Regions from separate parts of the Homo sapiens genome. Here region 2 is linked to region 1. A link is an interaction called in ENCODE POLR2A ChIA-PET data of the cell type or tissue named here. Cell type or tissue: PC-9. All regions are shown on one strand. Region 1 overlaps HSDL2 (hydroxysteroid dehydrogenase like 2). Region 2 overlaps PTGR1 (prostaglandin reductase 1).

Region 1 (2,500 bases):
GTAAGAGCATTGCTTATGTGGAGATGGCTATAGGCAAAGTTATCCCTATCAAAGCCTGATGCCAGTAAACACTGATTTTACACTCTACCTATCTAACTCCCTTGTTCTGATTCCATGGTCATGAAATGACCTTCTGACTATGATTCTGTTTCATGCACAATTATATCCAAAGGAAGAGAATGTGCTGATCAAGCACCTACATGTTTAACCTATGAGATGGCAACTCTTTGTTATAAATTAATAAACTGGATTATCAGGGGAAAGAATGTGCTAATTTACGTATTTATTTGAGACAGGGTCTTGCTCTGTTGCCCAGGCTGGAGTGCTGTAGCTCAATCATAGCTCACTGCAGCCTCAAACTCTTGAGCTCAAGGGATCCTCCTGCTTCAGTCTCCTGAGTAGCTGAGACTACAGGCATGTGCCACCATGGCCAGCTAATTTTTTTTATTTTTTTGTAGAGACAGGGTCTCACCATGTTGCCCAGACTAAGAATATGCTAAAATTTAAAAGACTAAGTATTCAAGTGTTAGGAAAGCCATTTAAGTTTACTGGTTAAAGACATGGGCTTTGAAATCAGAGAAATATGAGTTTAAATCTTGGTTCTGCCACCTGCTGGCTGTGCAATTGCAGCTGTAAAATGAGGGGAGTATCTGTCTTGGGGATTAATGGTATTAAACAGGACAATGCATGTAAAGTACTTAGCACAGTGTTTGGCACATAGGAGGTGCCCAGTAAATATTTGTTGAATAAACAAAAAGAACATACATGATCAATAAGTGGTTCTTATTTAAAATTTGGAGTTTAAATGATCTCAGTTCATGCATGCCTTCTTCTAAAAGACAGATCCAACCTTAGGGCGTTGGGCAAAAATCGGAGTTTGGGACTTAACTAACTTGAAGACCAGACTCTTCTAGAGTTTGATAAGCTCTCTAGGTATTTTCCACCATTCTGTAAGAGGCCTTTTGAGAAACAGACTGACAGTCTTGTTTTTCCTGGTTTTAATACTCTGGGTAGTAGGATTATGAGTAACTATTTTCCTTTCTATTGTTTTAAATTGTCTGTAATACAAAAAAGTCCTTTTTATTACCTAAGTAATTTTTTTAAATTACCATAAAAATCTGGAAAAAGAAAAGATAAATAATAAAGAATAAATAAAAGAAAGCTGGAAATAAGGTTTGGCTCTAAAATGCATTGCAGTAAGGTGCCACAGATTTGCTAAAGGTATCAAGGAAATTCATCCCTACATTTTCTATCAGACTTCTAAAAAAAAAAATCGATGAGAGTCATAGCATCTATAAGATAAAAATAAGGTAAGGGCCCAGAAGAAGCACAGCCATTCTTATTAGTAAACCATGAGAGAAATTCTTCCCACAGGTATTCATTAAAGTGTTTCTTCAAGTAAGCCACTGGCAAAATGTCAGAACACAAAGTCTAAAATGTAAACTCTGGACCAATTCAAGGGCACTATTGTTTATGAATTACAGAAACAAAACAAAGTAAAACCCAAACCTCCTTTGAAGTTGATTTCTTTCATAAAATAGTCACATAACACAAACTGTGGAAATGGTGTTAGATGTATTTGATATATGACACACTTTTCCTCAAAATAACATATCAACATGAAATACCTAAAGACAGTGCAAAAGAAAATAAATAAAACCTAAAAAAAAGTTTTTTCAGACTTGTTTTTAACCAAACGCAAAGAATATATTAATAACTTCTTCTTTTTTTTTTTTTTTTTTTTTTTTTTGAGACAGGGTCTTGCTCTGTCACCCAGGCTAGAGTGCAGTGGCACGATCACGGCTCACTGAAACTTCAACTTCCCGGGATCAGGTGATCCTCCCACCTCAGCCTCCTGAGTAGCTGGGACTACAGTCTCGTGCCACCACGCCCAACGTATTTTTTTTTTGTATTTTTTTTGTAGAGACGGGGTTTCGCCATGTTGCCCAAGCTCGTCGCAAACTCCTGGACTCAAGTGATCCATTCGCCTCAGCCTCCCAAAGTGCTGGGATTACAGGTATGAGCCACTGTGCCCAGCCTTATTAAAACTTCTTACTGGTAGATGAACAAAACAACCTTCTTTACTAGAATTAACTGAGATCTCACATTACTTGTTTAGTTTAAAGTACAAAACAGTTTAAAAACAGAAGGCAGAAATGTCACTGTTATAGGATCAATTCCATATTTTGGAAGAAATACATAAGTTAGGATTTATATTTTCTAACATAAAATATAGTCTAGATCTTACCAGTTGATTCCACTTTCTTGCTAACTGCTTCTGGGTATTCATCTAAGAAGAAATCTGGTTGCAAAGGATGACCTGAAAAATTGACCCCAAACCATTAGGTTAATGTAACTACAACATAGTAAGATTTTAACATCTGTTTAATAAACATATCTATTTTATTAAAAATCTTTCTGGTGCAAAAGAAAAGGCCTCTGTGAGAACTGTCGAATGACCTGATCTTCATTAAATTAATTTTCTCATAATTCAGTTATC
Region 2 (2,500 bases), 860 kb after region 1:
CCTCTGGACTGTGAGCCAGGTGTAGGGGAGAAGAGGTGAAGGGAGACACGAGGAAACTTTGGTTGTGAAGAAAGTCTTCAATCATATCACCTTCCAAACTCGCAATCCAATGAGATGCGGTGGTGTCTTCACCCAGTCCCCATCAGTACTGCCAGTGCTGCATCTTGGTAGGTCCAGTAGCTCTTTTCCTGCAAGCTAACTTTGACATCTTACTTGGGGTAATACGGGGAAGTTTCAGAAGGTCTTCCATACCACTTTGGAGCCATGGAAAGCTCCAGATGCTCCCTGTGACCCTCTCATGCCTAATATCACAGCATTGTAGCTACTCTGTGGCTATGTCGCCATGATAACATGGGGGCTTCTCCCATGAAGCTCATCATCTACATAGAACTTATATGGGAATGAGGCACAGCTCTCTCTTCTTGAATCCCCAAAGTTTGAGAAAGATATTCCATCTTTTGCCCCTGAAATTTGGCCTGTGAATGGACAGGATACAGCCCCTTTCTAGCCAACTCTCCCTTCCCTCCCTAGTTCACATCACCTTTATTCCTATCTGACAGTAGAGATGGAGGAAGTAAAGCAACAGTGGCTGGCAATATTTATTTCCATATTTTTGTCTTTTACTTGGACCCATGGCACTGGGCCACTGAGAAGGCTTTCAAGATATATATAAATGAGTTATAGAGGAAAGAAACAACTCTATTCATATATCCTTAATTTTCTTCCTTTAGCCTGACTGCCTACTTTGGCCTACTTGAAATCTGTGGTGTGAAGGGTGGAGAAACAGTGATGGTTAATGCAGCAGCTGGAGCTGTGGGCTCAGTCGTGGGGCAGATTGCAAAGCTCAAGGTAAGTGCCTTTCTCCAGTAACAAGCCTTTATTCAAAACCCATTGGGAATGCAACAGTGAACACAGCAAATCTTCCTTGGCCTCAGGGAGTTTATAGTCTAGTTGTCTTCTTTAGAAGTTGGAGATTGAGAAATTGGAGGAATGGGGAAAACTATACCAAAGATAAGCTGAACATTGTTATTTGATAACATTGCAGATAATCAAGTCAGAAATGGCCTCTGTCTAGAGTAGTGAGTTTATCGGCATTTATCATTTTCATATTTTTTACTGAACATTCTATCGCTACAGCTTAATCTTCTTTCTTCATGATTGTCCTTAGCAATAGAAGAAGGGACTTGAGATGAGCCAGCTAAGAGTCATCACCCACGTGGCCCCACTGCCAAGGCTGTTGTACTAGAAGGAAATGGGCATTCAGCCCAGAGCAGTGGGGCCATGGCTTGGGAACTAACTCCTGGGAGGTACCTAAGACAAGGAAACATTGGCTCTGATTTAAGCAGATGTCTGCTCAAGGGATCCAATCTGATGGTGGGTGTATAGAGTAGGCAACAACTCAGACACAGTATGGATTTGTTATTACATAGTGGGAAGGTGATCTGGCTCAACTGATCCTTTGCCCAAGGCTGGGATGCAGGATTCAGGACCTAGGTCCTAGGGGACAAGTTAGATGGAGTACAGATGAGTACAGGGTTACAACCAACGGCCAAGGGTTTGGACTGGTCTCCAGTGCTAATAGAAGCTTGGAATACAAATGTGAGGCTACCATAGAAGTTGTAGAATAATTTGTTTAAGTAAGTAAATAAATAGGAATAGATATTAAATTTTATCAAATGCCATTGCGGCATTTATCAGGTTCACTTTTCAGTGAATGAATTACATTAGTTTTCCAATGTCGAACCATTCTGACATTTGCAGAATAAGCTTTACGTATGTATGGTATATTATGGGCTACCTTTGGAATTGACTTGATAACATTTAAAATAGAATTTTTGCATCTATAGTCACAAGTGAGTTTGGTTTAAAGTTTACTTTTTGTTCTGGAATTTAGCTAGGCTTGGATTGTGCTAAAATTACAAAATGAATTAGGATTATTTCTAAATATTCCAATTTCAAATATCCTATTAAATCACAAGGGGCTTTTATCCCGTAAGTTTGATAGGACTTGCGCTTAAACCTATTCTTTTATATTCAACCTTTCTGTCCATTTTATGTGTGTTTCTGTAAAATGCAGCTATTTGCATTTTTCACCCATCTGAAAGTCTCAGTGTTGTAATAGTTAAATTTAAGTCATTCTTATTAATTGTCATAACTGGAATGTTTGGTCATATTTATATTATCTTACTTTGTTTTCCATTTATTGGTTATTTCTTTCTGTGATATTTTCTTTGTTCTTTTTTCTCTAATTACTGAGAACCTAAGTTTTATTTACATTCTGCTAGTGTTTACCTTTTTACCAATTATTTAAAATCTGTTTTATTTATATCCTGCTACTATTCATATACATATTTTATATTCCAGAATAAACATATACATGTATATGAACTTCAAACAGTATATTTTTTCCCCATATTCTACCCTACATCCTAGATTTTTATTCAATAATCTAATAAATAATAAAAATCTCATTATCATTAAAACTTTTTGGTTATGACAT

What was found. ChIA-PET counts read pairs that join two places held together with the same protein. Peaks named below come from ENCODE experiments on the same cell type or tissue, not always from the same donor. Only the 100,000 strongest peaks of a DNase experiment are listed, where the experiment ranks them.
Region 2: POLR2A ChIA-PET joins it to region 1 with 5 read pairs; 2 of 35 experiments call an interaction of 5 or more read pairs at or near these places.

What each region holds. Positions count from the first base shown.
Region 1 is chr9:112,441,519-112,444,018 of GRCh38, reverse strand. It overlaps HSDL2 (hydroxysteroid dehydrogenase like 2), which reads right to left. Exons shown (of 11, transcript NM_032303.5): 8 at 2,249-2,320. Among named protein-coding and RNA genes, the nearest start is that of KIAA1958, 44 kb to the left of the region's middle. In PC-9, no CTCF peak of the experiment used is centred here; no DNase peak of the experiment used is centred here.
Region 2 is chr9:111,581,821-111,584,320 of GRCh38, reverse strand. It overlaps PTGR1 (prostaglandin reductase 1), which reads left to right. Exons shown (of 10, transcript NM_001146108.2): 6 at 732-849. Among named protein-coding and RNA genes, the nearest start is that of PTGR1, 17 kb to the left of the region's middle. In PC-9, no CTCF peak of the experiment used is centred here; no DNase peak of the experiment used is centred here; H3K27ac peaks cover 406 bases.